Linked DNA regions of Mus musculus: all the other regions are linked to region 1. Evidence: chromatin loops called from intact Hi-C (ENCODE). Cell type or tissue: heart. All regions are shown on one strand.

Region 1 (8,000 bases):
AAATTTGTTCACTGGGCACAATTTGGATTAAATTTTGTAGAATCCTGCACATTCCTGTCCAGTGTGGTCACGTAAAGACCATCTTCTAAGTTGAGGCACTGTAACAAATATAAGGTGTATTGCCAGAACTAGTTACCAGGACACCTCACAGAGGAGTCAAATTTCTGGGAATGACTGGTTCCTTAACTTGGGTTTTATTGCTGTGAAGAGACACCATGACCAAGGCAACTCTTATAATGGCAAAGATGTTCAAAGATTCAGTACATTATCATCGTGGTGGGAAGCATGCCAGAAATTTGTTTCCTCTGTGGTTCTAGTTCTCATCAAGTGAACAGTCATGCACTCTGTGCTATTTAGTTTGAAAGTCACACTAAAACAGGGATGGCCACATCAGCTTCAGTTTGCCCTAGATTTCCTCAGTGATTAACTATTACCTGGGAATGCTAAGATGAAACAGACCTTTTTCTCTCGTGTTGGGTCATGGTGTTTATCTCAGCTATAGAAAGCAAAGCAATACAGAAACTTTAGTATGCAACGGACCCTGTTGTAAATTAAAAATTGGATGGAGCCTAACACAAGCTTCCATTGCTCCCTTCATTGCTACAGGGAATGCAATGTGAGCAATATTTTCTGCTCTATTTTTTTAAAAAAGATTTATTTTACATATGTGAGTACACTGACACTTTCTGCAGACACACCAGAAGAGGGCATTGTATCCCACTGCAGATGATTGTGAACTGCCATGTGGTTGCTGGGAATTGAACTCAGGACCTCTGGAAGAGTAGTTAAGTGGTTCTTAACTACTGAGCCATCTCTCCAACCCCATTTTCTGCTCTTGCCATCTATGCTTTCCTCATACTGGAAGGCTGTGTCCTCAAGTTATGCTCCAAAAGGAATAAACTTGTCCTAAATATACTTTAGTAAGATACTTTATCACAGAAACAAGGAAAGCAAAATATGAGAGAAGTTGATTCCTAGAAGGTAGGGCATTGAGCAGGTAGGTAGGCCATGAGCAGACCTTGAAGTAGTCTTCAGGATTTTGATCATTAACATTGACAATCTATAGAGCTCAGAAAGCATTACTTAGTGATACATTCATCTGGAAGTTTCAAAGATAGGACTGCCTTGAAAAAGATGGACATTGGCAGCTGACTAAAGAGGTTTCAGAAGGAAAAAAGGGATCTATCTGAAATTTCAGTCATGCTCATTGATATATTCAGGCAAGGAATCTGCATTCATTCTGCCCAAGTTTTGAATACTAAGTGAGGCTGAATTCAAAGGTGCGAGGCTGATTAGTTTGGCAGAGAAATTTCAATACAGAAAAGTCTTAGTAGGCCATCACATGGCTCTCACTTCACTCAAACGTCTACAGTGAGAAGCAGCAAAAAGCTAAGAAGAAAAGTATGAAAATGTGCTGGTGGGCTGTTTCAGTGAGTTTTTGCTTCACCGCTTTGTGCTCCTGGCAGATCACATGTGCGCACCCCACCCCTACCCCCACCCACCCACACACACTAGCTTATTTTTAACATGCCTTACTAGCTCAGTGGCTGGGCACTAGCCTCCCATGGCTAGCATGCTCTTCCCTCTGGTACTCCTGGCTCAACACCTTCTAAATCTACTTGTGGGCCTGGGTGCCAGAGTTTTTTCACGGAGATCTCTGTCCAGGCCGGGTGGAAAGGTTCCAGCAAAGGGAATCTAATGCAGGCAGGAAGACGAAGTCTGCCGTGCCTTCCAGGTCACTGTGTAACTCTGAGCTCCTCTGAACTGAGTCAGGTCAGGCTAGGCCAACAGTCCAGTGAGGAGTGCGGCGGGTGGCTCTTCAAGGTCTCTAAGTGTTACAGCTCTTGGAACAAAAGACTCAGACAAAGGAATAGTTCTCGTGTACCTTTAATTCTCTGCATGGGTTTACATACAGTTCTGGGGGTGATTCAGGGTTTGACAGCACGTACCTCTCATTGGCTTGGACTGAGAGTTTGGGGGAAACCTTATTTACATGTGGGAAGGCTTGGTGCTGTTCCTGCGTGGCTGATAGCCATGCCTCCCCTGTGGGGGCTGTGCGGGCAGTAACTTTAACAGGAACCAGGGGTCCAGGAGACATGGTCGAACCCTACCGTCCCATGTAGGTGGGAATTACCACCCATCGGGTTCTCCGGAGAAACCAGGCTATGTGTGCGTAGCCTGTTGCCCCCACATCTACTTTTAACTTTGCTGCCCCGTTTCCTCCTGTGAAGCCCATTGGTCTTTGCTGCCCAACATGATTCTGGGCAGCCCTTCCAGAGGCCACTTTCCCTTTTCTCCTACATTTCGGATGATCTTCAGGCTGTAGCTCTAAATCTGTTCCTTCTGTCTTCCTGGGGTCTTAGTGATTCTGCCCCATTCCTCTCGGCATCCTACCCACAGAATTCTAAGTGTCCCGCCCTGTGCCCAGCCATTGGCCATTGACATCTTTGATAGATCAAAAACCAGCTGGGGACAAGGACCCTCAGCATCTGGACACGCAGATTCAAAGCTTTAGAACCAATGTCCAACAGTGCGCAGGATGAATTTGAGTGCTTGTGTGGCACTTCCTTTTGAACCCGAAGTTTCACTCCTAAAAGGAGGCTCATTAAGACTCAGGAAATGAGCAAGCGCTGATAGGCATCTTGAATTACGAGATATTTACAAAATCCACAGGTCTGCCCCGCCCAGGTTATACATGAGGTAAAGAGTATAGGTGAGGAGTCTCCCTCCCCTGTGGAGCTGCCTGCAAGTCAGTGCTGCAGAGATGCAGCTATCCTGAGTTCTTTCCTAAGATCAGTAGGTGTCTTCCTGCTGCTGTTATCTTTCATTCATCATGTTCAAACTACAGAAAAGGCCATTTGAAATTCTAGGTAATTATTGAAAGAATGGCTCTAAACGGGGAACCCTAATTCTCCATATTGAGGCAACAGGAAAGGTGCCCTAAGCCTAGACCCCCGTCCATGAAAGACTCTATTCTTCCAAAAGTGTGAATTCATCTGAAAGGAGAAAGTCCAGTGGGAAAATAGCATTTAAGGAGAGCTTGACCTCTGTTTACTTTTTTTTCCCCATGGTCTCCCTTGAGCTTGTTATTTCTCTAAGGTCTCAAGGACAGGCACCTGGAGTTCTGCAGTTCCTCAGCAGGAGTGTTGGTTTTTAGAGACACAAAGGCAGGGAGGATGTCTCCTCAGAATGTCCTCATTAAGGGGGAGTTTTATGGGTAGTGCCATTCTAATGCTAGAGGTGGGGGGAGGGAGTTTCAGGCTGCTGCAGGAGGACACAGCACAGAAACCAGCTGTCTGTGTAGCATACTTGTCTAGGGCTAGAGGGAAGATGGGAGCTTCTGGCCAGGGGGGTGGGGGGTGGGAGCAAAAAATGCAGAGACAAACTGTGCACAACACTAAAGTATCTCTCTAGTATCAGCAATTCGGAGGTTACAACACATGCTTAATCACTGCAAGGAGAACTAAGTAGGAAAAGAGAAGTTGAGTTCTCCACAGTGATAAAAATACCATGGATAGTGGTAGCACATGCCTTTAATCCCCGCACTTGGGAAGCAGAATCAGGGGGATCTTTGAGTCCAATGCAAGCCTGGTCTACAGAGCAAGATACCCCATGCCTAATGCAGAGAGAAATTCTACAATGGATGATGGACCAGAAGTCCGTACAATGCTAAGAACTGTGCCCTCCTTGGGAGAGAAGCAGAAGAGATACTCACAGGCTCAGAGACCACCTGCTGTTAAACACTTCTCTGTTTGTGGTGAACCAGGGAGACGTGGGTGATGTTCTGGTATAGTTCTCATAAAATTAAAGTTCTTATGCAGATTAATGAATGAAAGTGTAAGCAAGGGACAAATGGAGAGATCAAGGATCCACCAATGGATTCTGGAAAGTCTTCACATGTAAATGTGAGGGTAGTACTTATAACCTCGTTCAGAGATTTTTTTTTTTTAACGTCTATGTCTCTGACCTACCTCCTTCACTGTATGGATTCCAGTGCTCACAGGAAAGTGTTTTTGTTTGTTTTCCCAGCTGTGGAGTCTAATGCATGTATGCTCACAGGCTTGTCAGCACACATGGAAAAATGGAGTATGTACAAGTTGAGCATTAAATTAAGTCTTCCTTCATTCTAGGCACGTAGTCTACCCCCTTTGCTAGTTTTGTACTTTGTATTTTGAGACAAGGTCTCTGTAAAGTGCCTAGAACGCTTTGGATTTGTAATCCTTTCATTTTAAACACCGAAGTTGATGTCAAAAAGCATCTCTAAGTAATAGCACTCACTCCACTTTAGCCTCTTGTTTCCTTATTTTAAAGTACAATTAAATGATTGTCAACTTTTGGTGCAGGTTCCAATTTTATAATTAGTAGACGAGTTTTTAAACTACAGTTTGACCAGATACAACTAATAACCCCTCCTATCAAAGCCTCAACGGATGTTCTAGCACGTCCGTTTTACAACCGGAACTTTTAAAGCAGCCTGACTGTGGGCTTTTGTCCCAGTGCTGACACCTCTCCTTTCTTTCCACCCTCCTCCGCTGTCAGTAGGGAGAACACAGAACTCTGGGAAATGTAGTCGTGCCCTCTGTGACGTCACAAGCAGCCGCTCTGCGAACCGCACTTCCGCATCCCGTCTGCAGACGTTTGTCTTCCCCTAAGTTAGCGGTGCTGTGTCCTGCTCCTCGCTCTCGATCGGATCTCTGACATGGAGGTTGGTCCAGGGAGCAGTGCAGCCTGAGGGAATGTGCAGGGGAGTGGTCCAGCTTGGAGGGAGCGGAGCCGAGGTGGACCAGAGGCAGGGAGAAGCCGAGTTGGTGATGCTGTGCTGCTGACCTAAGCTGGGCCAACTGAGCCTGGATGCAAATCTGGGTGGGGAGAGCAGTATGGGGGTGGCGCTGTGAGTGAAAGCTTTGTTAGGACGCGGCTGTATACGCTTCTGGGGTGGGAGAGCTGGCTCTGTAGCACAGAAATGTGGAATGGTGGAAGGTTCAGTATTGCCCCCCCGCAGGGTGGGCCGGCCCTCTCCTTGCGCCAGAGGTGTAAATGGGAGCCCACATTCCTGCTTGCCTTAGGAAGTCTGTTGGCTGTGATCACTTGGCCACTTGACTGTGGTCAGATTTCTCAGAACTTCTAGATCGAGTGGAGATCTGGCACCTCCTATTTATGGCCAGCCTAATATTCTTGGTTTGAGTTAATAGCTGCTCCTCGTTTCCAGGGACAGAGTTCTGCTAAGGAGGTTGGTGTATAGGATGTTAGTACCATTCTCTTTGGAATAAATTGTTAGGTTTTTTTTGGTGTGTTGTTTTGAATGAGAATATTTCATGGCCACCTCCGTGATCTATATCTTCACACTTAACACTCACATGTAGAGACAGTCTAATGTTCTAAAGGAGAAGGCTTATTCAGGATATTATTGATCCTACATTGTAGAGTAAAATACTAGAAAATACCGTATCCACTTATGTCAGAGATTGTGTAATGTCAGAAGCTTGGACTCCTTTTCTGAAACAAATGAGGGGGTGATGGGAGCAGAGAGATGGCCTGGAGATTATTAGTGACTTCGGGGAAAGGACTTGAGTGTCCCTGGGGAGGAGAAGTGACCTTGAATACCTAACAGTGTTTACGTTGCTCTTCAATTGTGAGCTTCTCTTCTATCTCTGGACACTGCACATCTAAACCTCCCTTAACAACTACTCTATCACTGCCCCGACTGTGGCACTCAGGTTCCCTGTTGCTCCCTGAACATTTGCCAGTTTATCCACGTCAGAAAGATTGAAAGGTGAATTTGAAGAGCTTTTGCTCAGTTAGGGTCCCTTGCCCATAATAGACTCCTTGGCCTGTCTCTTGTATAGTTTTGTAGTTCACAACACTTTAAGTCAAATCAAGTGTTTGTGTGGCATTAAAGCCTATTATTCATAAGGAACATGGGTTTTAAGCCACCTTCAGTATGAATATTTCTGTGGACTATGTAACTGTTATGTAAAAGACAGAGACTTCCTAGTTAATGTCACTGGCCTACAGGACAAGAACAGCATTGTGTTTTCCATTATCTAAAGTGGGAAGAGTACACTACCTTGTGAACCAAAAGTGGTTTCCTAAGAAGTAGGCATGAAGCAGAGGCATGCTGTCCTGTAACTTACAGACCTTTCCAGTATATATACTTTAAACACACCTGTGATTGAAAGAAACCAAACCAAACCAAAACTGAAGCCTCTTCTTGGAGCATCCTTGTTATCTCTGCATTGTGAAGTGAAGGCGGGGGATTAGGACTTCAAGGTCATCTTCCATATTATAGATTACTCAAGATGAACTTAAGCTAAGTACGATTCTGTGTAAAAATTATTAAAGGTTTTAAAAAACAGTTCATGGATACACTATTTCTGATGGCTTCTGTCACTTGGCTTAGTACCAGCCTGACAGAATTCCGTCTAACTGACATGGCTCACATTTAAAACATATACTTGAGAAGGTTTATTGACTGTATTTGATGTGTACTTTAAAAATCTCCTGCTCACATGCTTCTGTTAAAGGCGTTAAATTTTGGTGATCAGATAGATAGTCCTCTGCATTACTGTGTGTGTAGGGACTTTACGCTTTGTCTTGCTTGAAGATTCCTCCACATTTGCAGGGAATGTTTATTTTCTCTGATTGTTCATTTGTATTAGTTTCTGTTGGGACCTCTTGATGTGTCTTCTGGTTTTCCTGGAATTCTTCCCATTTGTGCTTCTTAAACATTCAGTCTGGGACTTGAGTCATTCATTCCCCATTTCCCTCTTTAATCCTTGACTGGTGCAGCCTCCATGATATACACTTCCCTCTTAGTCCTCACTGCACAGGTTCAGCTATGTGAGGGATGTTTCTTTACCTTTAGCCTGAACGGAATTCCAGTCCCACACACGGATAATGGCAACCGCATCCTCCACTGCCCTTCACAGGTGTGCCATCCAGCCACGAAACCAAACTGCTAAATTGAGACTTCTTCCTCCTCATTGGGGAGGAGTCTAATATTTCATGGTTTCCATTCCTGACCCCTTTCTTTTTATTTTTGTTTTTGTTTTTCTGAGTGACCATCTGAGGGAAGGAATTAATGGGTTTTTGGTTTGGTTTGGTTTGGTTTTTGGTTTTTTTTCTCATGTAGTAACCTTGTATTAGGCATGTCATTCTTGAAAAATGCTGAAGGGAAGTTATGCTGAGTGATGACATTCATTTCCTGGTGGTCGTTCTGATATATGTCAGAAGCTATGGAGAGAAGCAATAGAAAAAGAAATTTGAGTCTTGAGAAAGATATAAATAGGAGGTAAAAATATATTCAAGGAATAAGAATGAGAAGTACAGGTTTTCATCATTGTCTCCATTTCTGTTGTAAATATTTCTGTCAATGAGCCCTTCCATAGTTGTATTCAAATACAGTGGTGTATTGTGAGTTGAGACATTATGTGTGTCTAGAAGACTCTTTCAAAGACTATATTTAACTGTTCTCTTTTAGGTACATAAAATTTTTGTATGAAGGTTTATGTACATAAAAATCATGGGTAGGAGTTTGAGTCCCAACTGTTTACATGATCGACTGTACTTAATATTTCATTAGGAGCATGCATTAACAGTGTACTGAATATTTTAAACATATATAAATATACTTAGACATCTATCATATAGAATAAGGCATCTGACATTGATATTAGAAGTAATAGTCCAAATAAATTTACAGTCTGTGTTTCTCATGGAAATCTGACACATGGTCTGCCGTATCCTTTTCAGGATTCTAGTTCCATACTCGGAGTCGTAGTATTCCAGAATATGTTGACTAAAACCAAAAATGGTTGCTGTGTGACACACTTAATGTGGGTCAGTGTCAGTTGGAAGAGAAGCCTGAGGAGACACTGGTGAATGTATGCTCTAGTGAAGTTAGACAGGAGGAGGAAGCTAGTGGAACGGTAACCCAGAATGGTGGCTGTCGGTGACCCTAATGGAGTGCATTCCAGGTGCTGGATAACATGATTTCGGAC
Region 2 (8,000 bases), 76 kb after region 1:
TTCAACAACTGGCAGTTAGCATGTAGAAGAATGAAAATTGATCCATTTTTATCTCTTTGTACAAAGCTCAATTCTAAGTGGATCAAGGAACTCCACATAAAACCAGTGACACTGAAACTTATAGAGGAGAGGGAAAGCCTTGAAGATATGGGCAGAGGGGAAACATTCCTGAACAGAACAGCAATGGCTTGTGCTCTAAGATCAAGAATCAACAAATGGGACCTCATAAAATTGCAAAGCTTCTGTAAGGCAAAGGACACTGTCAATAAGACAAAATGGCAACCAACAGATCTGATAGGGGGGGCTAATATCCAATATATGTAAAGAACTCAAGAAGCTGGACTCCAGAAAACCAAATAACCCTATTTAAAAATGGGATACAGAGCTAAACAAAGAATTCTCAACTGAGGAATACTGAATGGCTGAGAAGCACCTAATAAAATGTTCAACATCCTTAATCATCAGGGAAATGCAAATCAAAACAACCCTGAGATTCCACCTCACACCAGTCAGAATGGCTAAGGGCAAAAACTCAGGTAACAGCAAATGCCGGCAAGGATGTGGAGAAAGAGGAACACTCCTCCATTGCTGGTGGGATTGCAAGCTGGTACCACTCTGGAAATCAGTTTGGCCTTTCCTCAGAAAATTGGACATAGTACTACCAGAAGATCTATCAATATCACTCCTGGGCATATACCCAGAAGATGCTCCAACATGTAATAAGGACACGTGCTCCACTATGCTCATAGCAACCATATTTATAGTAGACAGAATCTGGAAAGAACCCAGATGTCCCTCAATGGAGGAATGGATACAGAAAATGTGGTACATTTACACAATGGAGTACTACTCAGCTATTAAAAACAATGAATTCATGACATTCTTAGACAAGTGGATGGATCTGGAGGATATTATCTTAAGTGAGGTAACCCAATCACAAAAGAACACACATGATATGCACTCACTGATAAGTGAATATTAGCCCAGAAGCTCAGAATACCCAAGATACAATTTGCAAAACACATGAAACTCAAGAATAAGGAAGACCAAAGTGTGGATACTTCAATCCTCCTTAGAAGGGAGAACAAAATACCCATGGAAGGAGTTACAGACACAAAGTTTGGAGCAGAGACTGAAGGAATGAACATCCAGAAACTGCCCCACTTGGGGCATAAACAACTACCAAACCCAGACAGTATTGCAGATGCCAACAAGAGCTTGCTGACAGGAGCCTGATATAGCTGTCTCTTGAGAGGTTCTGCCAGTGCCCAACTAATACAGAAGTTGATGTTCACATTCATCCATTAGACGGAGCATAGGGTTCCCAATGAAGGAGCTAGAGAAAGTACCCAAAGAACTGAAGGGGTTTGCAGCCCCATAGGAGGAACAAAAATATGAACTAACCAGTATCAGCAGAGCTCTCTGAGACTAAACCACCAACCAATGAAAAAACATGGCAGGACTCATGGCTCTAGCTGCATATGTAGCAGAGGATGGCCTAGTCGGTCATCAATGGGAGGAGAGGCCCTTGGTCTTGTTCTGTGCCCCAGTATAGGAGAATGCCTGCGCTAGGAAGCGAGAGTGGGTGGGTTGGGGAGCAGGGGGAGGGGGAAGAGGATAGGGGATTTTTGGAGGGGAAACTAGGAAAGGGGATAGCATTTGAAATGTAAATAAAGAACATATCTAATAAAAAAGATTTATTTATTTATTATGTATACTTTACATGTATACTGCTTATGAGTACACTGTCACTGTCTTTAGACACACCAGAAGAGGGCATCCGACCTCATTACAGATGGTTGTAAGCCACCATGTAATTGCTGGGATTTGAACTCAGGACCTCCAGAAGAGCAGTCAGTGTTCTTAACCTCTGAGTCATTTCTCCAGCTCCCTCTCCCTTGTTTCTTGCCTGGGGATCCTAAAAGTCCTGCCTCTATCTCCCTTCCATCATTGGCCACTGTTAACTCTATTTCCCAACCAGAGCCAACTGGGGGCAGTGTTCCTTTAGCCTATGTGCAGGACACTGGAAACAGGTTTTTGAGTAACCTGATTAGCATGAGAACTCAAGCTGCTACAGTTTTCTCGTGGTTTGGTTGGATCAGGATAACTAGGGCTTGCTGTCTGTCATGGGGTAGCTGTGCTTTGGAGGTGTCACATTGGCCTGGTTCGTGTTGATTGTGTTGTTTCGAGGGCCTTTAGCCATCTAGATGCTTTTGCTCCATGGATGTTCTCATTGTAGCCGGATTGAGAGGAAGGTGAACCTGGATGGTCCTGGTGTGGCAGGCCTCTGATGGGCTGCCTTGGGCTGTATGGTTGCGAACCTGTGGTTCTGTATGCTTCAGGAGTCTCAGGTTTGATGAAGGTGGGCAGATATGTGGCAGGAGAATGGAGGACCTCTCGGATGGCGGGCTGCTCCAGCAGCTTGGCTTGCCCCAGAGGACTCAGATAGCAGGGAAGAAGGGTTGGGGAAGGGAACCTTACCTGTGGTTCAGGAGTCTGATGGAGGTGAAGGAGAGGTGGCAGGAGAGTGGAGGTTCCCTGGGTAGTAGGCTGCTCAGAGCAGCTTGGTTTGGCCCAGAAGGGATTCTGTTATTTCCAAGGAAAACTGCCAATATAACATACTATTTCCCTCTCTCCTCCTCCTTTTTTTTTGGGACAGTCCCAGTACAGGCCTCTGGCTCTCCTAGAACTAGAGTTTCTCCTGTCTCTGCCTCCCAAGTGATTGAAGGCATATCCATAACATCTGGCAAGTTCCTTTTGTCTATTTTTCTATTTTTTTTTTGCAAGCTTAAGTAACATTTTATAATATGTAGAATGAAGATTAAAATAAACATATTGATGAGCAACAACTTGTAAACTTAACAAACAAAACATGGAAAGGCTTGATTCACAAATATCTTCTGTGATGAATCTGGATATTTCTGGTTTTGTTGTTCTTTGTTTTGTTTTGAGACAGGGTTTCACTGTGTAGCCCTGGCAGGCCAGGGACTCACTGTAAACAAGGCAGCCTGGAACTCAGAGGTGCCTGAATTTGCTTGCAGTGAGCTGGGATTAAAGACACCGCAGGCTGTGAATCTTGAATGTCAAAAGCAGCCTGAGTCCCTGCTTTTGCTCTTTGTCCTCTGTGAGGAAACTTTATTGTGTGCCGGGCACCCGCTCTTAAATTACTAAAAGATAAGTTCCTGGCAACTTCCCTCCTCCAGAAAATTGTAAAACTCTTTTGAAATGATTAACGCATGGTCTGGTTTCTGCAAACTAGCTTATTGCCACTTAACTGGCAGTGAGGTGGTTCCTCAAATAGCTGTAAACTCCACGGAAATTAAGGAATTAAGAACTTTACAGTGAAAATCCGGAAAAGCGGCACCTTACATAAACATTCGGCTCGTTAGAACTGGACACAGTTCATGGTCTCCTTGTTTCCTAAGTAGGTGACACTACATTGCAGACACACATCAATGTAGAAATCCAGGACCTTTAAATAATACAACTCACTCTCCTAGGACTCCTGCAACGCCATCGCACAGACTTGTGGGAAATGTAGTCTGCAGCACGGTGACGTCACAGGTCTGCACTTTTAGTAAACAGTTCATCTTTTAGTAAGCATGTGCGGCTCTTATCCAAAGCTGGGCCAGACTCTGGTCCTGCTGTGCTCTCCCGTTGGATCTCTGACATGGAGGTTGGTCCAGGGTTCAGTCATCCCAGGGTCTGTGCGGGGTGCATAGTTCCGGAAGGAACAGGGACCGGATGGAATGGGAGCTGGGAAGAGCTGATTTGGAGGAGCTTTCTGGACAGGGCTGGTGAGAGGGCGCTGCGGGGGTTGGTGGGACTGACCCCTGCGTTAGACTGACAGAAATCAAGGAATGGAGAAGCTTGTAAGTTCAAGGATTGCCTGGGCAGTGTTGGCTGGGTGAAGGTCTTTGCCTGGGCATGGTGATTCTGGGCGTACACTTTCCAGCTTTCTGGTGGAAGCATTAGCTGGGTCACTCTCACGTGGATATTACTGGATCTGTCAGTAAGTTTAGTTAAGAGGAGATCTGGTCCTTTCTGTACTTTATGGCTGTCTGTCACGGAGTTCAAGACCACTGAAAAAAACTCCGAACAAAACTAGGAATTATGAGATAAAACCAGCCGGGCGGTGCTGGCGCACGCCTTTAATCCCAGAACTTGGGAAGCAGAGGCAGGCGGATTTCTGAGTTCGTGGCCAGCCTGATCTACAAAGTGAGTTCCAGGACGGCCAGGGCTACACAGAAAAACCCTGTCTCGAAAAACAAAACACAAAAACACACAGAGAAAGAGAGAGAGAGAGAGGGAGAGGGGGAGGGGGAGGGGGAGAGGGAGAGGAGAGAAGAGAGGAGAGAGAACCAAACAAAAAACAACCCAAACTGCTTTATTTAGAGCCACAATCTCCTTTGCCAGTTTGAGAACTGCTGCAAAAGGGAAGATAGGGGTTGGAATTTTTAAAGGCACACACCACAAGTATCTCAACTCTGGGGATTTTCTGCTATGTGGGTTTTTTTTTTTTTCTTTTTTTGGTTTTTTGTTTGCTGTTTGTTTTTGTTGCTGTGTTGTACAACAGCTTAGTTGGAAATGGAGCTAGCTTTTAACTATCACACATGCAATAACTCTTGTCTTGCTTTGAGGTGACAGAAATTGCTAGGTTCCAGGGTCAGAGTTTTGCGTACTGGAGATTGAGGTGTGTGATGTTTCCTCCACTTACCTGGAAATGAATTGTGAATTTACAGATGGTTCACTTGGATTAGGAATCTCTCGTGGAAAGTGTTTAATTCCTCACTTGAAATGACACAGATGTTTTCTGAAAGGATATTGAGCTGTTTCTCAGTGGAGGATGAACTAAAATCTCCCTAAGTAAAACAAGAGATAAAACTTTTGCCTCAGAGGTTGTAAGCCTGAGATCGAAAAACCTGTCACAAGGTGTTAACAAAGGACACCAGAGGTGCCCTCGTGTTAACACTGCACACACGCTGCCTGTTTCAGTTGGTCAAACTCTTTTGTAAATGTACAGTTCTGATTTATAGGTTTTGTGTACATATTGTCTGTCCAGAATGACTAACCTACTGTTGAACCAAACATCTATGTTCCCCAATAAATTCTCTGTGTTTCTGGATGTCATAGCCTCTTCAGTCTCTCCTAGCTGAGAGACTGTAAGTCTGGCCCTGCTGTGAAGAAGATTTTTTTTTTCCCTTCAACATCTCAGTGTTAGATCCTGGTTTTCAACATCATAACAAGAATGTCTACTGATCCTTACATTAACATCCCCATCGGAGGGCATAACAATGCCATCACAGGAGACTCTGAGAGTTGCATTGCCATAGCAAGCCTACATGTGGAGTGAAAAATAATAGAAACTACCAACTCTCCCTATTCCATCCAGGATGGTGATGTGAGTGTGTGAACCCCTTTCAGGATGGAGACATGAGCTGGTGTGAGGCCTGATGGCTTAGGGATTTTACTGATTTGGAGGGAGCATGAAGGTCTGTGAAGGGAACACAGCCCTGTACACCTGATTGGCGCACGGTGGGCTCCTCACCCTGTCCTTTGTGTGTGGTTTTGTGTTTTGCTGTTTTTCAGTCAAACCAAGGGTTTGTGACCTGGAGACTGGCTTATGACTCTGCAGTTTATTTGTATGTATTTTATTACTAGTGCTTTAAATTGATTAACAGTGTGATATCATTCACTTGTCCTTATTTCAGGAAATGCTGTCCTTCTGGGATGTGGCCATTGATTTTTCTCCAGAAGAGAAAGAATGCCTGGAGCCTGCTCAGTGGGATCTGTACAGGGATGTGATGCTGGAGAATTTCAGCCACCTTGATTTCCTGGGTGAGGATTGCATCTATCTTCTTCACCATCAGTGTCTAGCTTCCCCCTTTGATGCAATATCTCACTGAGTTTTCTATTATATCCTTCCTTTTAAGGAAATAGTGGGGAGACTGACCTATAGCTAAAAATCATCTTGCTTTCTCTTCTGTTTGTAACCTGTGTGTGTTGGAAGTATGTTTCCTTTACATGGGAATCATAGAAAGTTAATATAAATATTTTGCAATTGAATTTTTAATGTTTTCCCTTTAAATAAAGGTCAGTATAAGTGCCTCTTCAGTATTCCAATATACCAATCAGAAACATGTAAATAATTAATTTTTTTGATTTTCTAACTTCCATCATCTCTTTTCTTATAAGCAGTATTCTAGACGGAACCATACTAGTCCCAGTAGAAGAACACTCAAATAATGTTGTTCCTCTTTCCTACAAACAGGTCTTGCTGTTGCTAAACCATACTTGGTAACATTTCTGGAGCAAAACCAAGGATCTTCGGGTGTGAAAAGCCAAACATCAGCCACCATTCCTCCAGGTGTGTAGAAGTGAGTGGGTCAGATGATAGATGAGACATCCAAAGATACGAAGGAAAGCCAGGATTTACCATGAACATTGAGACATTTGTTATGGTAGAAATTATTTGTAAGGTATTGCTTTTAATTTCTTCTGCTATAATGAAAAGCCACTCAGATGTTTACAATGGTTAAGGTATCAAGTTTATAGTTCCTCTCTGGTAAGCTCTGCTTATATTTAAGGAACATGCAAAGTTCTTCATTTTGTTGAGTATACATTATAATGTAAGACATAGAGGGATGCCACCCAATGCTCGTCAGATAAAGTCACACTAAATCATTTACTTGCTGGCTATGAAGAACAGGCTGACCTAAAAAGAACTTTTCTTTTCTTTTCTTTTTTTTTTTTTTTTTGGTTTTTTGAGAAAGGGTTTCTCTGTGTAGCCCTGGATGTTCTAGAACTCAATCTGTAGACATGGCTGACCTCGAACTCAGAAATCCGCGTGCCTCTGCCTCCAGAATGCTGGGATTAAAGGTTGTGCCACCACTGTCCGGCAGAACTTCTCACCCTGAAGGGAGGCATTGGCCTTACTCTGTTTTGGCTTGGGTGAATTTTAATCACTGCTTCTATTTCCTTAGGGCATTTAGGTCTATTTAAATTATATATATGATCTTGACATAACTTCAGTGAGTGGTATCTATGAAGAAAATTATGCATTTATTTTGAATTTTCCAATTTTATGAAGTACCAGTGAAGTATGACCTAATAATTCTTTGGATTTCTTTGGAGTCTGGTGCTATGTCTTCCTTTTTTTTAAAATTCTTTTGATTTTGTTAGATCAGATGTTCTCTCTGTGTCTTTTCCTTAGTTTGGGTAAGAGTTTGTCCATCTTGTTGATTTTCTCAAAGTACCAACTCTTTGTTTCCTTGATTATTCCTGCCGTATATCGTCTTGGGTATGTTTGCTTCTTTCGTTCTAGGGCTTACAGATGTGCTGTTACGTTGGTAGTCAGAATGAGATCTCTCCAATGTTTTTATAAAGTCGTTTAGTGTGGTGTTCGTAGGACGACTTTACTTGTGACCCATTAATTTCCATATGTTAGGCATTCATTTTCATCCAAGTCTAGGAATTTCTTTCCATTTCTTTCTTACTTTCTGCCTTGACCCAGTAGCCATTCAGTAGAGAGTTTTCAGTTTCTGTGAGTTTGTAGGCTTTCAGTTGCTATTGAAATCTACCTCTAATCCATGGTGGTCCAATAGGATACAGGGAGGTATTTCAGTTTTATTATATCTTTTAAATCTTGCTTTGTAACTGGGTATATGGTCAATTTTGGAGAAGGTTCTGTGAGATGGTAAGAAGAAAGTATATTCTTTTATGTTTGGATGACATGTTCTTTTGTATATATTTTAGGTACATTTGATTCATAACATTTGTTGGCTCCATTTCTTCCCTGTTTTTGTCTGGATGACATGTCCATTGGTAAGAGTGGGGTACTGAAGTCTCCCACTATTAATATGTGAGGGTCAATGTGTGATTTAAGTTTCAGTATAGTTTCTTTTGCAACTATGGGTGCCCTTGCTATTGGGACAAAGATGTTGAGAACTGAGATGCTGTCCTGGTGGATTTTTCCCTCTGATGAGGATGAAGCATCCTTC
Region 3 (8,000 bases), 230 kb before region 1:
AAACATTCTCACGCAGAAATAACAGAACACTGATGCACATAAAAATAATAATTAAAAGTGTCCAGAGTCTTTACAAAGTCAGACACTTTAACATTCAGAGTCTTTAAAACCCTAAAATCTTTAAATATTTATTCTCTCAACTATGAGCTCCTATAAAATAAAAAAGTAAGTTAAATATGTTTCTTCCTTCAAGAGGGAAGAACCAGGGGCACAGTCACAGTCCTAACAAAGCAAAACCAAACTCCAAAAGTGTAAATAAGTTAATGTCTGATTATCTGGTATTCATTTACAATCTGCAAAAGCTTTATGACACTTCTCAGGCTCCTCCTTTTGCAGCACACACAATTTGTTTCCTAGGCTCAGACAGCTCCACTCCACACCTGCAGCCGTCCTTGGCAGTCGTCCCATAGTATTGGCACTTTGAAACTTCTGGTGCTGTCTGCTGCAACTGAGCTGCACTTTCACCAATAGTATCTCCTTGCCTGTCTTCATGATGTCAAGCCTCAACTTCTCTTCATGACCCCTTCAATCTGAGACTTCAACAGCTACTAAGACTGCACGTTCTCCAATGGCTCTCCTGGCTTCTCACAGTGCCAAGCCTCAGCTGTTCTGCATGGCCTCTTCATGGCTGTAAGACCAGTACCACTTGGGTGACTCTTAAATTACCAAGTGAGGCTGCCAAGCTGTGGTCACAATTTCTGTGTGCTGACTTTCTGGAAGCACTAGATTTCACCTCCATGATGCTGGTCTCTTCTTAATCACTGCTAATTTCTCAGCTCCAGCTAACCAACATTAATTGTCTCAGAAAAACAAAGGTTTTATTTTATCGGTTCTGGTCTCTTGTTAATCACAGGTGATTCTTCAGCTCCAATGGACCTGACGCCACAGGTTCTTAGTGGCCTGGTAGAGTCTTTGTTTCCCTCTGGAATTTCACAAGCCATTATTCTGTAAACTATACTGCTTCCAACATTCTTATCTTCAAATCTCAGAACAGCTCACTGAGCTCTGAATACTCAAGGGCTCTTCTAGGACAAGGTTTCAAAGTCCTTACACACTCCCCCCAACCCCCAGCAATATGGCCGTATCTGTCACAGCAGTACTCTACAGTCCTGGTAGCAACTTCTGTCCTAGGGTTAAAGTTTCTGCGGTGAAGCACTATGTCCAAAAGCAAGTTGGGGAAGAAAGGGTTTATTTGGCTAAAAATTCCATATCACTGTTCATGATCAAAGGAGTCAGGATAGGAACCTCAAGGTTGGAGTAGATGCAGAAGCCATGGAGGAGTGCTCCTGACTGGCTTGCTCAGCATGGCTTACTCAGCCTGTTTTCATATAGAACATGGGACCACTAGCCCAGGGATGACAGCATCTATAAGGATACACCCTCAGAGTTAATCACTAAAACAATGCTCTGCAGCTGGATCTTATGGAGACATTTTCTCAAGGTCCCTTCCTTTTGAGTTAACGTAAGACTAGCCAGCACAGGAGACACCAGACTGTTTGGACTGCTGGGTCTCCCTCCTCCTTAGCTGAAATTCTGTGTTTTTAAGCAAGGCTCCTCTGTTTAGTTATCCAGTCAATGACTCAGAGGCTGAATAAAATCCTAAGAAAGATTCCTAGACTCTCTCTGTTCTGGGCCCTGTGGGGGAGGAGTAGATTCCCCTGTCTTATAGTCCCCACATTGAACCATTCCAGGACCATCAGTGTCTGAAGGGATCCAGCATCTACAGTCCCAAGAATCACTTGGACCTACCTCATCTTCACATAGGAGCGGGATGGATTCTGTCCTGCTTTAACCGAGTCCCACCCCAGTCATCTCCCCTCTTGTGAAAGGATTGTTCGACCCTGAAGGGGGACATAACCCACAGGTTAAAACTCATTGTTTTATAGGATTTGAGAAGACGGTGTGGTCCAGATGAAAGGTGTATCTTCCCAGCTCAAGGTTGGGATCAAAGTCATGTGCCTCCCTATCTCAAAAGACTGGACTAGAAGCGAAACCACTGACTTCAAACCAAGCAGAAAAATCCCTCACAGGGTATCCTCCATTTCCGGAATCCAGTTAATTCCAGAAAGTAGTCAAGTGTCAAGAATAGCAATCACGGGGACAAGAGGGTTTATTTGGTTTACATATCCTGGACTACTGTCCATTGGAGAAAGCCAAGACAGAACCTCAAACAGGGCAGGAATCTGGAAGCAGGAGCAGATGCAAGGCCATGGAGAGGTGTTGCTTACTCAGCCTGATTCTTAGAGAACCCAGGACCCCAGCCCAAGGTTGGCACCACCCACAACATCCTAGGCCCTCCTACATCTATTACTTATTGTGAAGATGAAATGCCCTACAGGCTTGCCCACAGCCCAACCATATAGAGGCTTTTTCTCACTGAGGCTTCCTCCTCTGATGACTTTAGCTTGTGTCAAATTGATATAAAACCCAGCACAATTTCTTTCTGGTGATGAAACAAAAAAAGAACAATCTGATCTTCCCACTCTCTCATCCAAGAAGTAATCTCATTGTGAATCAGTGACCATGGCACGAAAACAAACTCTTTCCTCTCGTGGGGTTTATCGTTGGGTCTCAGATGTTACCAGTACAGGAATACATACACACGAGATAGGGAGTCCCATCACTCCGTGGTGTCAGTCCAGCCCCTTTCTTGCAATGAGTTCATTCTGTATGATCAGGAACATATTTCTGATACCTTTGTATTAAAGGAAGATTCATTCCTGTGTTATGAGATGAGGGAATAGAGTGAACTTCAAGCAAAAAACAAAACAAAACAAAAGAACCTTTAAGTACTTCCACATGAATGGGAGTAATGTAAGGAGTCCAGAAAGAGACTGGAAGTTGAATAGGGCAGATCCGAAGTAATACAGAGAGAAATCTTATGATGAGTGTTGGATAGTGGGTCAGGAGTCAGTTCACACACCATACTGATTCCAAGACCAGTTTTCCTCTAACTGGGAGAGGAGCCAGGAAGAACATTTGGTGGTGAATAGTTGTATGAGATTGTGAAAGAGAATCTGGTGAAGCTCTCTCAAATGTTAAATTGTTTACACGGATATCGGAGGAACGTGTGGACAAGGGGACTAAGGACAGATGAAAATCTCAAAGGGTTTCTGGGACTTATAGGTAAGAGACATCTGTGTTCCCTAGTCCACGCCCCAAACCGTGGATTTCAGTGTACACATCAAATCTGTTCGGTTATTTTTTTTTCCTCTTTGATTTAGTGTCATAATGGGTATTAAACCAAGGCCTCCTTCACTCCAGGCAAGTGCTTCACCAGTGAGTAGCCCCCATCTCTTTTGGTACTGTGTAATTTGGGACATAGACTTGTGATTCTTCTGTCTCAAACCCCAGAGTAGCTGAGATTTCAGAATATTTCCAGGAAACTTGGTTTCAAAAACTATCCTAAAGAGTTTGTGGTGTGCCCTAAAGTAGCTTCTTGCTCCGTTATTTTAAAGTAAAATTGACTCAATGTGATTTTTTTTCTGCCCCCCATAAGATTCTAGGAACCCCTGAGCTTTTTAAGTCACAGCATTGATCAGAGTAAGAAGTAAATCTAATACATATTACCGTTAAAGGCTGGACTCATATTCTCAAAATGCCCTTTGTAAATTTGGGATTTTTAAAAGCAGCCTAATTCCAGTTACATACAATCCATGCGCTTTAAATTCTTTGCCTTCTTTGGTTCCGGGTAGTCCTTCGCGTAGACTTCTGGGAAATGTAGTCTCTCTCTCTCTTTCTGTATGACCCCGCTAGACAGGACTCTGCTCTCTGTGCTTCCGGGTTCTTTTTACGTTTGTGATTCTCCAAACTCTGCGGTGTTCTCAAAGTTGGGACAGTGTGGCTTGTTCTTCGCGCTTAACATGAAGGTTGGTCCCGGGTGCAGCCTAGACTTGCAAATCCAGGAACTCTGCGGGTAGGCGGGTCCGGCGTGCAGGGAGCGGGGGAGGGCTGGGCAGGAGGCGGAGAGAAGCCCATTTGGATGTGCAGTGCAGATCTAGGCTTAGGGGTGGCTTGGCTGACCATGCCAGAGACAGGCTGTGATGAAAGCTCACACAGCACCTTGGCTGGGGAAGCTTGCTGTTACTAGCTTTCACATTGCTGTTGTCAGATCCCTCAGGAAATCTAGAGCAAGTGGGTTTTTCTGAGCCCTCCCATATTCTATGACAGGCCCAGGACTCTTGTTTTGAGTTCGTGTGGCTCATAGTTTCCAGGACAGTGAGTTCTGGCGGGGGAGTTTGGTGTATGGGATGTTCGTCCCGTTTTCTTTGTGATAAATTGTTTTCAGGGCGGCTCACTTTGGATAGGAATCACTCCTTTACCCACTGTGACAGAACCCTCACATTCACACACCTGTATGAGGCAAAAAAAAAAAAAAAAAAAAATTCTCATCGAGGGGGCACTCTGAGCTTTGTACCTTCCCAGCTATCACTGATCCTACAACACTGCAGAGTGGAAAATACTAGAGAATATTACCACATACAATTGCACCAGAGACTGCGATGTCAGAAATTTGGACTCCTTTTGTGAAAGGAGAGATAAGTTGCCCAGGTATTTGTATTGTGTGGAAAGATTGAGAGATGGGGTTGAAGAAATGTGGCTCACTAAAGGTCTTGTGATTGTATACAACAGTCTGCTCCCCATGGCATTTGTATACAGCCAGCTGCTCACCCCGTGCTTTGTATACAGCCTTTGCTCACTCTGTCCTTTGTGCTGTTTTTGCCACACTTCAGTCAAATTGATTTGTGTGCTGGAGACTGACTTACAGCATTCAAATCTATACCTAAGAAGCATGGGCTTTAAACTACATTATCATAATACCAGTATTTTCTATGTATTATCTAACTATAATTACAATAATATGGACACTTTCTAGTCAATGCCATTAATGTTCAGGAAACTAAGAACATGTCATTTTACATTTTATGGTGTGAAAAGTACATTTTCTTGTACCTTAGATCCCGTTTCTTAGAAGGTAGAGGTGATACAGCAAAATGCTTATATCACAGGTCACACATGCATGCATTTAATATATACATATACACATTTATATTTAATATATTTATCAAACAGACCTATTTAAAAGAAAATGTCAAATTTAAGGTTACGTGTGCTACCTAAGATTATCAAAAATAATTTATTTTTTAAATAGAGGCACTTGTTTCTCTAGCAAAGGAACATTGTTCAGCCCCCACCAGGCACACAGTGGTTCATAATTGTCTATAACTGCAGTTCCAGGGAACCAATAACATCTTCTGGTCTCCAGGGTAACCATGTGGTGCACCATCATACAAGATGGCAACAACATATGCACAAAAATAAAAATAAATGACTTAAAAAGTTAAACATCACGAGGCCTAGAGAGTTAGCTCTGGGGTTGAGAGCTCTTGTGGTTTTTGTCTAAGTTTGCATATAATATATAGTGTATAAGTTTCAGTAAGTATAAAATAATATGATTTCATGAGGTTTGGTATTCGTTTTCCTTATCTCGCCCTTCCTCTCCATCTGTATGGACCTCCTTTCTTCTTGCCAATTGAAACCCCCTCCAGGTTTATTCTACCCTTTCTCCATCTGTGTTGACCTCCCACCATTTTCCCAGTTGACCCCCCTTCCCCGTAGGTTTTCCCTTTCCCACTTCAGATCACCTGTGTCCTGCTACGCATTTCTCATGCCCCTCCCCACATGCTCCCTTTATACTTCCCTGATTTCCATGGTTACTTCATGCTATATTACTCACATCTGAAAATTTGGAGCTAGAAAGAACTGCTGCAGACTGCTCAGGGAACACCCGTGACTTTGCATTGTGCCGTCATCATCAGGAAATCTTTTGACAGGCTGCAGAAGGTCTTGCAAAGCAAGGAAAGTAGAGGCGCTACATTGGTTCACATGTATATGCACTTATGTGCAGCGTAGTCCAGTTGAGCCTCAGAACAGGGGGGATTGTCTGTGACAATATGAATGGGATTATTACTTCAGACCTGGAAAGGCAAGTAAAAGATGATCTTAGCCATAGAGAGACTCCAAAGAAATAAATCTCACAGAATTTGGAAATAACACAGGTGTCTCCAATGGGCCAGTGATCTGAGGGAGAGAGGCACAGGAAGTATTGGCCAGCGTGTGCACAATGGAGTCAGGTAGGAGTATGACACTTAGGGTACTATTGCACAGAATCGTGACTGTGTGTGACAGTCCTGTAGTGTGTATTTCAGAAGCCTGGAAGACAGGCTTTTAAGCAATTTAAATGTAAAATTATTTGTTTCAATAAGAATGTAACCAACATTACATACCAATTTAGAACCATTTCTAGCTCTCCCCTCACCTTGCACAAAAGGTGACTTTATGCTTGCTGACTTTGGTATTAACATCATTAATTGTTCTATTTGTGTAATTTATACTATTCATTTATTTCTATTTCAGGACCTTCTGTCATTCACAGATGTGGCCATTGATTTCTCTGCAGATGAGTGTGAATGTCTGGACTCTGCTCAGTGGAATTTGTATAAGGAAGTGATGTTGGAGAATTACAGCAACCTTGTGTTCCTGGGTGAGGATCACTTCCATTGTGAACTCTTTTTCACTGTCAGCATGGGACTGCTTGCCTGTCTTTGAAGAATAGTTCATGGGAGCTTGTGCTTTTAACTAGCTCCTCCCTCCCTCCCTCCCTCCCTCCCTTCCTTCCTTCCTTCTTTCTCCCTACTACTTTTGGTTTTTCAAGTCAGGGTATCTCTGTGTGCTACTGGCTTTCCTGGACTTGCTCTGTAGACCAGGCTGGCCTCAAACTCAGAAAGCTGCCTGTCCTCTGCTTCCTAAATGCTGGGATTAAAGGCACGCACCACCATTGCCTAGCTTGTTGATTGTTCCGTGTGGCCATTTTGAAAGCAAACTCTTGTTCACATAGCCAAGAAACTCATTTCTTTTTGTGTTTTTAACAGATTTATGTGCAAAGTATTCACCCGCAGAGGCAATGTTAGAAGCTGCCATGAAGCACAGGACACACGTATTAAAGAAAATGTCTGACCTGTTAGCTTTAATACTTTTTCTTATCATGAGGGTCAGGATCTGTAGGTTGTAAGTTACTCCTATGCATCCTGACTTTCCAGAAATAATTACACATAAAATTTCCCACAGTCCTTTATCATCTCTACATTTTTCTTCTATGCAGAGAACTTGATTCAAATGTTAATTTCCTGGAAAAGAGACAAGCCTCTTGTTCCTTTTCCAAACAGGTCTTGCTTTCTCTAAGCCATACCTGGTCACATTTCTGGAGCAGAGTTCAGATCCGTGGAGCATGAAGAGGAAAGAATCAGCGGCCATCCATCTAGGTGTGTAGGAATGAGTGAGCAGAGCTCACAAGTGACAAGTCAATTTGTAAAACATGTATTGAGAAGTTGTGTTTTGGTGGAAATCTCTTACTATCAAGGGGCTTTTCCTTCATGATGTTAACCCCGACAATCCTCTTCCTTCCCTCTGAGAAGCTTTGTATGTGTTTACAGTGGCTGACAAAGTCCGTTATTTACTTAACTTGTTTTCTTGTATCTGTGTGTGTGTCTTCTCATCTGTATACACATTTGCATGTGTGTGTGTGTTTGCCAGTGTGTGTACATACACATTCACATGTACACATGTGCCTGAGGAGGACCACAGTCGATGTCGAGACTCTTCTTTGACAGCACTTGTATGTTGTTCAGTGAGACAGGGTCTCTCAGTCAAACTTAGAGTTAGTCCTCGTCACGCCTGGAATGACAAGCTGACCACCATACCCACCCTACATTTACAAAGGTTCTGGTGTACAAACTCCAGTCTTCATGCTTGTGAGGCAGGCATGTTGACTGTGGAACCATCTCCATGGTCCCTGTCCTTTTATTTTTCCTGGGAGGGTCTAGATTATAACAGACCTTACTTTCTCTGACTCAGAAAATGTGTACACCATTCTAACAGCCTTAGTAACACATTAACACCTCAGATGAGCATCTCTAACTCCATTTACATGCTCCTTAGCC
Region 4 (8,000 bases), 170 kb after region 1:
TATATGTATACAAAGGATTCCTTCTAAAAAACTGTCCATTGTGCGGGGGTACAGGGAAAAACCAAACAACAACAAAAAATCAACCAAACAAAACACAACCCTTTGTTATACATCTCATGTGATGTGAGTGCAGCCTTTTGACCTTTAAAACTCTACCCCCACTCCCTTCCCTATTAAGATCCTTTCTGAGTGGAAGCCCAAGCTTTCTCACGAATACCCTTATTGGCTTATTAATAAGGAAAAGTTGTAACTCTCACATGGGCTATTTCATTTGCCAGTTCTGAAGTCAAGATAGAATTCTCATTTGATGAATAGTGGCTGTTCATTTATACCCTCAGCTGGTACCAACTGAGAAGCTTGCTGTCTGCTGGCTACCTTTCATATTGGTGGCACAATCTAGGTATGCTACCATCGAAGTACCTGAATAAACAGTCTTACCCAGCAGTGAACACAGGGAGTAGAATAAATGGTCAGGCAAATTGAAGTGCCAGTGGAGCAATAGGGACAGCAAAGTTATGGGAGTGACCAATTATTTTCTGGTTGAATTTAAAGCTCATTCCATGGACAGTAACTAATAACTGGTGATGTTAATCAGATGATAAAAAGGAGTATTGGTGAAGGTGTAGCCTCATTGGTAGTTGAAAGCCCAGGATTGAAGAGGTCATGCAAAAGAGTTGATGCATGTCACCATGAGGAGAGCCTATGAGAGGTGATTGGTGAAATTACAGCCTAGTTGCAATGGAAAACCCCAGTGCATTGAAGATGCCAGTACCATAGGATAATCTCCAACAAGTGAAGTACAAATGGAGTGGAACCAGCCAGAGCTTAAAGGGCTACAGAGCACAGAGCTGGAGAATTGAAACTATTCCTTTGGAGGAGTCCTGATTGTGGATCCCAAATGTTGTAGACTTTGAACTTTGCTTTTAAACACTGTTGAGATGGTGATAGACTGTGGAGAGTTTTCAAGATGGACAAAATGCATTCTCCATTGTGTTATAATCAGAGGCTTATGGGCACCAGGACCTGAAATGTGATATTTTGTAAACGTTTTTTTCTCCCATAAACTCATATCTTTGAATGCTAATAGGAAATGGGGCCTTATTGGAGTCGGTATGGAGTTTTAGAGGAAGTGTGTCACTGTAGAGACAGGCTTCCAGGTCATTCATGTGTGTGTGTGTGTGTGTGTGTGTGTGTGTGTGTGTGTGTGTGTGTGTGTATGTGTGTGTGTGTCTTCACGTATCACTACCTATCTCCAATGTGGGACATAAGCTGCTTCTGGCTGACTTTGGATCAAGATGTAGAAGTCTCAGCTTCCTCTCAGGCACCATGTCAGCCTGCATGCTGCCATGCTTCCCACCATGATTATAATGGAGTAAACCTCTGAAACTTCAAGCCAGCCAAAATGGTAGACATGGGGTTCTTGAGAACTGCACTAGGAAGGGCTCTATTTCAGTGGGCTTTTGCTGGTGAAAGTATCTATCTTTTAAAATGGCAATTGGTAGGTGTTTAACAATTTGTGTTATGTTTAAACAGTTAAAAAAACAATATTCCTTTCAAATATCATTGTTTTCTAAACATGAAGCCTTGGTTTTACTTCTTATTGTTATTGTACTTGTTCCAGACAGGGTTTCTGCATTGATATTCTTGAAATTCACTCTATAAATTGCCATCCTCCAACTGAGAGATCCAGCTCTCTCTGACCCCTGTCTAGTCAAAATAGGTGGATGTACCACCATCGGCAGCATAAATTTTCAATTATACATTTTATTTCACTTTACTAGAAATTTGTTTCCGTGTGTGTCTGTCTGTGTGCCTATCTTTTCTACAACTGATGCCTGATGATGTGAAAAGAAGATATCTGATCCTCTAGAACTAATGCTTATATGTGCTTGAAAGCCATTACAAGTGTGTTAGAAGACAAACTCATCTTTTATAAGACAGTAATTACTCTCAACTATTGAACAATCTCTTTAGTTTGTAAGCAAAGATTTTAAAGTGATTTTGTCAAACATGGCACCTATTGGAGAATGTTTCAAAGGGAGAAAACTAAATGGTCAGGATGTTAAAAAATGACAGTAGAAAATAAACTTAAAATGGTGAACTTGGTCTAAACAAACATATTAGGCCTGAATATCTGGTTCCATTAGATGTTTTGATAAGTATGCCTGGGTCCCTAATATTCTGCTGAATTAGGCTCTTCTTTGATCACATGTTCAGGTTGTGACTACACTATGGTAGCTCCTCCTCCTATTGAATCACACAATTACAATGCAAAGAAATGGAGACTGCAGAAGACTTGTAAATGGATGCTGCAACTTCAAGGATGGGCACATCTCACGTGAATGACGACCCTCTAAGGTAGGTGTGCATGTAGCAGACACAAACATAGATGTACACATATACATGTGTAATATAACCAATTTAAGGTTACGCCTTACAAATAAACTCAATTCGGATTAGGGTTATTTCATTTGGCTTTGACAATTACTGAGCTGCAACCCTTAATCTACTCTTCTAACTGCTGTCCTGGCTGCCTTCCCAGTGGAAGTTGCAGTTTCTCCTGGCCACATGCTCATGGTCCGTCTGCTCCAGGGCAGCTTCGTCCTTTTTTTCCCATTCCTCCTCCTTGTCCTGGTGTCTCTTCCTTCTCTCTCTTCTCCACCTCCTACCAGCTAACTCAAAACTCACCTGCCTCAAATCCCTCCAGTAATTGGCTGTAGCCAATTTGATTTATCCAGTAGTTTTAAATCAAGGAACAAGGTTTACACAACAGAACCTTGTAAATGTGAGAAGTCAGTAGAGAGTCTAGACCTTTGAGTAGAGAATTTAGCATAACAAAACATAGCAACACACCGAACCTCAACACATACACATATTAGAAAACTTGCTATGCTCAGAAATTCTGTCCTTGTGGTTGCTGACAATGCCTTCCACTGCAATATTCAGGAGGAGGACAGACCACTCATGACCTCATTCTAAACAGACATGCCAATCAAGTGTCCAGGTGAATGTACTGCTTCTTGACTCTAGTTTCTCTAAATCGAGGAAGGTGTTCTGCATCCATAGGTAAACACACTCCCTGACAAAGAACTCAATAGGGACTCTGCACAGTCTTTGCTCTGAAACAGCTTCCTTTTGAATCATAATATATCAGGGAAGTATGAAGCCTTTTCTGCAATGGGGTTTGTAACTTTGACTCAAGCTTGAACTTCACAGGAATAAACCTTCCCAAGAAGAGATGGGAATTCTCAATATTGTATGTTTCCAGTGTAACTTCTTTAATATACCGACCTCATTTGGCAATGCTATGAACATATTTCTGATACCTTTGTATTCAAGAAGGAATTATCTCGGTGTTCTGCTTCGGAGAAATAACGGAAGTTCAAGGCGGATACCACTGATGTTCAAATATTGCCAAATATGAACGATGACAGGCTCACATGAGAGACGGAGAATTCAATACGGAACATCAAACCTAACACAGGCAGAAATCCTATAATACAAAATGGACCAAGAGTTAGGACATACACCACTGCGATCCCAGGAGCTCTGCTCCTCCTCTTGGGAGAGATGCAGAGGAAAGCAAGTGCTCAGAAAATACCTGATGGTTGCTGGCTTTGAATTCTAAGTCTTTTGTCTTAAGCACCTGATATGCTGCGTAGCAGGCAGGGTCACCAAGGATGGTTTCAAGAGCACCTTAAATTAGCTCTTGCTTCCATATTTTTAAGTAAAGCAAGTCATGAAAGTGCGAGTTTTCCATGTGGTAGTAAGATAGTTTAAAATCACGGTGTTCTAGCAGAAATAACTAAGAAACCTGATAAACATCACTGTGAAAGGGTCGACTCACAGGCTAACATTGCGTGCTGGGACCACAGAACTTTAAATGAATCCAAATGCCCTGTGACTGCCCAAGTGCAGAAGACTGTTTCTTCCCAACTTCAAGGAATCACAGTCAGGATACCAGCAGGTGAACAACCCAGTTCTGTGGGTTCATGGAAGTTCTTCGCACTGATTTGTGGGAAATGTAGTCCGGATGCCTGTGACGTCATCAGAAGGCTGGCCGTTGCTATCAAACTTCCGCATTTGATTTTCAAACTTAACTTCTCCCCAGAGTTAGGCGTCTGTCCTGTTGAAACCTTCGTTTGGATCTCTGACATGGAGGTTGGTGCAGGGAACACCGCAACCTTGCAGATCTGAGGGACTGTGCAGGGTGGCGTATCGGGCACGGAAGGAGCTTATCTGGGCTTGTTATGAGACAGGGCAAGCTGCTGACCTGGAGATGTTGTGCTGACCTAGGCTAGGGAAGAAAGTTGGAAACAACAGGATGGCAAGGGCAGGCTGGGTCTGCTGACTGCTTATTTCTGAGATGCTGAAAGGAGCGCACTCATCTTTACTGGGGAAATATGCTCTGCCTAGCTGACCCGTTCTCACGTGGCTGTAGTCAGATTCTCAGGAGATTTAGAACACTTGGACATCTAGCGCCTCCTATACTCTGTGTTCTATCTAGTACTGGAGTTTGACTTCACAAATCTTCCTAAAGTTCCTAGTGCCAGGGACAAAGAGTCCCGTGAGGGTGATTGTTGTGTGGAATGTTAGTTCCTTTTCCTTTGGAATAAAGTGTTAGATTTATGGATGCCTCGGGTTGAATAAGAACTCAGGATGTATAATCCTGTACCTGAATCACCACAATACATGGCTGTATAGCCACAGAGTAGTCCTGTAATTGATATGAACCAGTGTTTGCACAATCCAAATAATTATGAATTTTGCCCTTCTGCTAAAAAAAAAAAACACTAGACAATAATACTCAACAATTCTTAGTATGTGTTCTGTCCAAAATTTGGACTCCTTCTCAGATATGAGAGATGACTTGGTGAGATGAGAGAAATGGAACTCATGATCTCTGGAAGGGACTGGAATGTCTCTGAAAGAGAAAGGAGATGGCCCTCCTCTGGTCACATGATTTTCTTCTGTCTGTTCACATTATCAGAAATATCTAAATTCTCTTAAATGCACTCTGTCCCTGTATCTGGCACCCAGCTTTACTGCTGCTCACTGGACATTTCTAGAATGATTTCCTCATGTTTTCCTGTGGTTGTAAGAAAAATTCAGAAAGCTCTGGCACACTTGGGGTCTTATAATTTTCACATAGGTTCCTGTCCATGCAAAATGCAGTTCTCCTCTTAAAGGGTTAAGAGACAGTTTAGTCAGCCTTTTGAGTGGCCATTATCTGAGAATACAGACTTAGGTTAATCCAAATTCTGTGCTTCAACACAAGGCAGTTTCATGGTTTTACAGAACAGAGAATGTCATTAACCAAGGAAAATTTAAAATACATTGGTGTGTGTCTCATAGAGTCATCGGAGATATTCTATTTACCTAAGATACCATCTGATGAGGTTTTAGCTTTTGGACTGATAGAATTTCATGTTCTGCCTTGTCAGTGGATTCTGAGAGGTTTTTTATCTATTGTCACAAGCTGTGTGGTCCACTATAGAGTGAGGTAATGACTGTCCCTGAAGAGAAAACCAACCCAAGGTAAGACAGCTAACCCTGAACCTGCAGAATTCCAGGCTCTGCCCCTCCGTGAACTTCCACATGGGCCACCAGTGTCTGCACACAAAGACTCCTTGTAAGAGTTTTGCATTCACAGAGTACACACAGGTTTTTGTGTGTGTGTGTGTGTGTGTGTGTGTGTGTGTGTGTGTGTGTGTGTTTTGCAGGGTTTCTCCTCCACAGCTCCTATCACTATTTTCAGTGATCTTGCTTATATTGTCACTCCTCAGTCCAATTGAGTGTTAGTGAGCCGGAGCCTGGCTTATGGCATTGAAGTCTACTCCCAGAAAGCATGGGCTTCAGACAACCTTGTTCTACTAATGGGATTTTCAATGAGTTTCTTGCCATATCTAGAGTAATAGATATTTCCTAATAAATGTTGCTAAACTGTAGGAAAATTATGAGTATATGAAGTTGGAATCTTGTGCTGCCTTGTACATCAAAACATGTTCCTTACAATGTAGAGAGGGTACAGCCGCATGCTATATATAACTTCCAGGTACCAAATATTCATATATATTTTAAATTAAACAGCTCTATGGCAGATAAGTGAACTTAAGCCTAGTCTGTAACTCATTTCTGACAGCTCTGCTTTTTGAGGAGGAGTCAGGAATCCTGGGGTTCAAAATCACCCTCTCCTTCATAGTCAATTCATTGTGAGCCTAGGCTATTTGAGACACGTGGTTTAAAAAGAATATTAAAACGTAGGGTTTTTTTTTTAATGTGGTAATTACTTCTTCTGGTTGGTCTCAGTTCTGAGCACCAGTGACCTGACAGAAATCCATCCAATTCACTTCTTCTAATTATGACAACTTACAAATGTGCTTTAAGAAGTTGTATCAGATATATTTGAAATCTTAAATCCAAATTCCACTAGCATCCTTCTGTTAATGACTAGTGTTTGGGGATTAGAAACTTGTTTCCACTGACTGTGTGGGAAAGGATTCCCCTCTTTGCCTGGCTTGAGTATTCCTCTGTATTTGCAGGGAATGGTAGTTTTGTTTGCATACTCTTCACGATTATTTTCTGACATGACCTCGTGGTGACTTCTGCTGAATTCACATGAATCTTTTGAGAACAGCACTACTGCTGTTCTACAGATAGAATATGACAGCTTATCTACCACTGTCCTTCGCATCTGAAACTGCTACCATCCAGGCAGTAAACTGTCAAGGTGGGCATCCTTCCTCTTCCTCAGGGAGGAGTCCAGTCTCCTATGCTGTGCAGTGCCTCCCTTCTCCTTGCAGGCTCTTTTCATTTCATCCGAATCTACTCTGACTGATGATACGAATGAAGGACTCAGTGATTTAAACAGACTGACTATGTTGGTCTTTTGTTGAGCCCATATCCTTTCCTTGTCCTACAATACTTCCACTAACTCTTCTATGAGACTCCCCAAGCCCCTTCTAATAATTTGGTTGTAGGTCACTGCATCTGTTTCAGTCAGATGCTTGGTTGATCCTCTCAGAGGACATTTAACGGAAACCCCTGCCTGCAATACTAACAGAGTACTATTAATTGTGTTAGTCATTGGTTCTTGTCTGTGGGAAGGGTCTCAAGTTGGATTAATCAAGGGTTGGCCACTCCCTCAGTCTCTGCTCCATCTTTTTCCTTGCACTTCCTGTAGGTAGGATGAATTTGGGGTCAGTTTTTCTCCTTGGATCTGTGTCCTTATCTCTCCAATGGGGGTCCTGCCTGACTACAGTAGGAAGCCACATTAGGCTCCATATTCCCCACTGCTAGAAACTCAGCTAGAGTAACCCTCATAGACTCCTTGAAGCCTCTTGCATCCCTGGTCTCAGACTTGTCCCAAAGATCCCCCTTCCCCTGCCCACCATCGAATTCCATTCACTCTACTGGCCCTCTCTCCCAGGCTCTCTCTCCACCTGATCCCCATTACCCATACCCCTGCCTATCCCCTTCCCCACCCACCTCCTCCCCTCCATCCACTCCCGATGACTTTTATTTCCCCTTCTGAGTGAGATCCGAGCATCCTCCCTTAGGCCCTCCTTGTTATTTAGCTTCTTTAGGTCTCTGGAATATAGCTTAGTTATCCTGTACTTTATGGCTAATACTCACTTATAAGTGAGTACATACCATGCATGTCCTTTAGGGTCTTGGTTACCTCATTCAGGATAATGTTTTGTAGTTCCATCCATTTGCTTGCAAATTTCATGATGTCCTCGTTTTTAATAGCCGAGTAGTATTCCATTCGTCCATTGTGGTATATCTGATTGTTTGCAGTTTCTGCCTGTTGTGAATAAAGCTGCTATGAACACAGTTGAGCAAGGGTCCTTGTGGTGTGCAGGAAGATCTATTGGGTATATGCCCTGGGTCTTGAGGTAGAACTATTTCCAGTTATTTGAGAAAGTGCCAAATTGATTTCTGTAGTGGTTGTACAGGTTAGCAAACCCACCAGCAGTGGAGGAGGGTTCTCCTTGATC

Evidence for each region. A loop is a pair of places that touch in the nucleus more often than their neighbours do. Peaks named below come from ENCODE experiments on the same cell type or tissue, not always from the same donor. Only the 100,000 strongest peaks of a DNase experiment are listed, where the experiment ranks them.
Region 2: it touches region 1 in a loop (5-fold over the local background); 5 of 42 quality-filtered maps call a loop at or near these places.
Region 3: it touches region 1 in a loop (2.6-fold over the local background); 2 of 42 quality-filtered maps call a loop at or near these places.
Region 4: it touches region 1 in a loop (1.9-fold over the local background); 2 of 42 quality-filtered maps call a loop at or near these places.

The regions. Positions count from the first base shown.
Region 1 is chr13:67,522,782-67,530,781 of GRCm38, reverse strand. It overlaps Zfp87 (zinc finger protein 87), which reads left to right and starts at 4,551. Exons shown (of 4, transcript NM_133228.3): 1 at 4,551-4,705. The coding sequence starts at 4,700. In heart, no CTCF peak of the experiment used is centred here; a DNase peak (open chromatin) is centred at 4,581; H3K4me3 peaks cover 1,930 bases; H3K27ac peaks cover 1,291 bases.
Region 2 is chr13:67,447,188-67,455,187 of GRCm38, reverse strand. It overlaps Zfp874a (zinc finger protein 874a), which reads left to right and starts at 3,564. Exons shown (of 4, transcript NM_177712.4): 1 at 3,564-3,676; 2 at 5,712-5,838; 3 at 6,272-6,367. The coding sequence starts at 3,671. In heart, no CTCF peak of the experiment used is centred here; a DNase peak (open chromatin) is centred at 3,547; H3K4me3 peaks cover 1,600 bases; H3K27ac peaks cover 1,320 bases.
Region 3 is chr13:67,750,932-67,758,931 of GRCm38, reverse strand. Zfp85 (zinc finger protein 85) reads left to right here and starts at 3,730. Exons shown (of 4, transcript NM_001001130.3): 1 at 3,730-3,869; 2 at 6,418-6,544; 3 at 7,227-7,322. The coding sequence starts at 3,864. It overlaps Zfp85os (zinc finger protein 85, opposite strand), which reads right to left. Exons shown (of 3, transcript NR_027969.1): 2 at 5,738-5,944; 3 at 2,094-4,353. In heart, no CTCF peak of the experiment used is centred here; a DNase peak (open chromatin) is centred at 3,901; H3K4me3 peaks cover 1,476 bases; H3K27ac peaks cover 965 bases.
Region 4 is chr13:67,356,665-67,364,664 of GRCm38, reverse strand. It overlaps Zfp953 (zinc finger protein 953), which reads left to right and starts at 4,093. Exons shown (of 4, transcript NM_001038651.3): 1 at 4,093-4,161. The coding sequence starts at 4,156. Zfp456 (zinc finger protein 456) reads left to right here. Exons shown (of 4, transcript NM_001001186.3): 4 at 1-1,081. It overlaps Gm17039 (predicted gene 17039), which reads right to left and starts at 4,000. Exons shown (of 2, transcript NR_167764.1): 1 at 3,602-4,000; 2 at 1-3,493. In heart, a CTCF peak has its summit at 4,484; a DNase peak (open chromatin) is centred at 4,034; H3K4me3 peaks cover 1,444 bases; H3K27ac peaks cover 1,021 bases.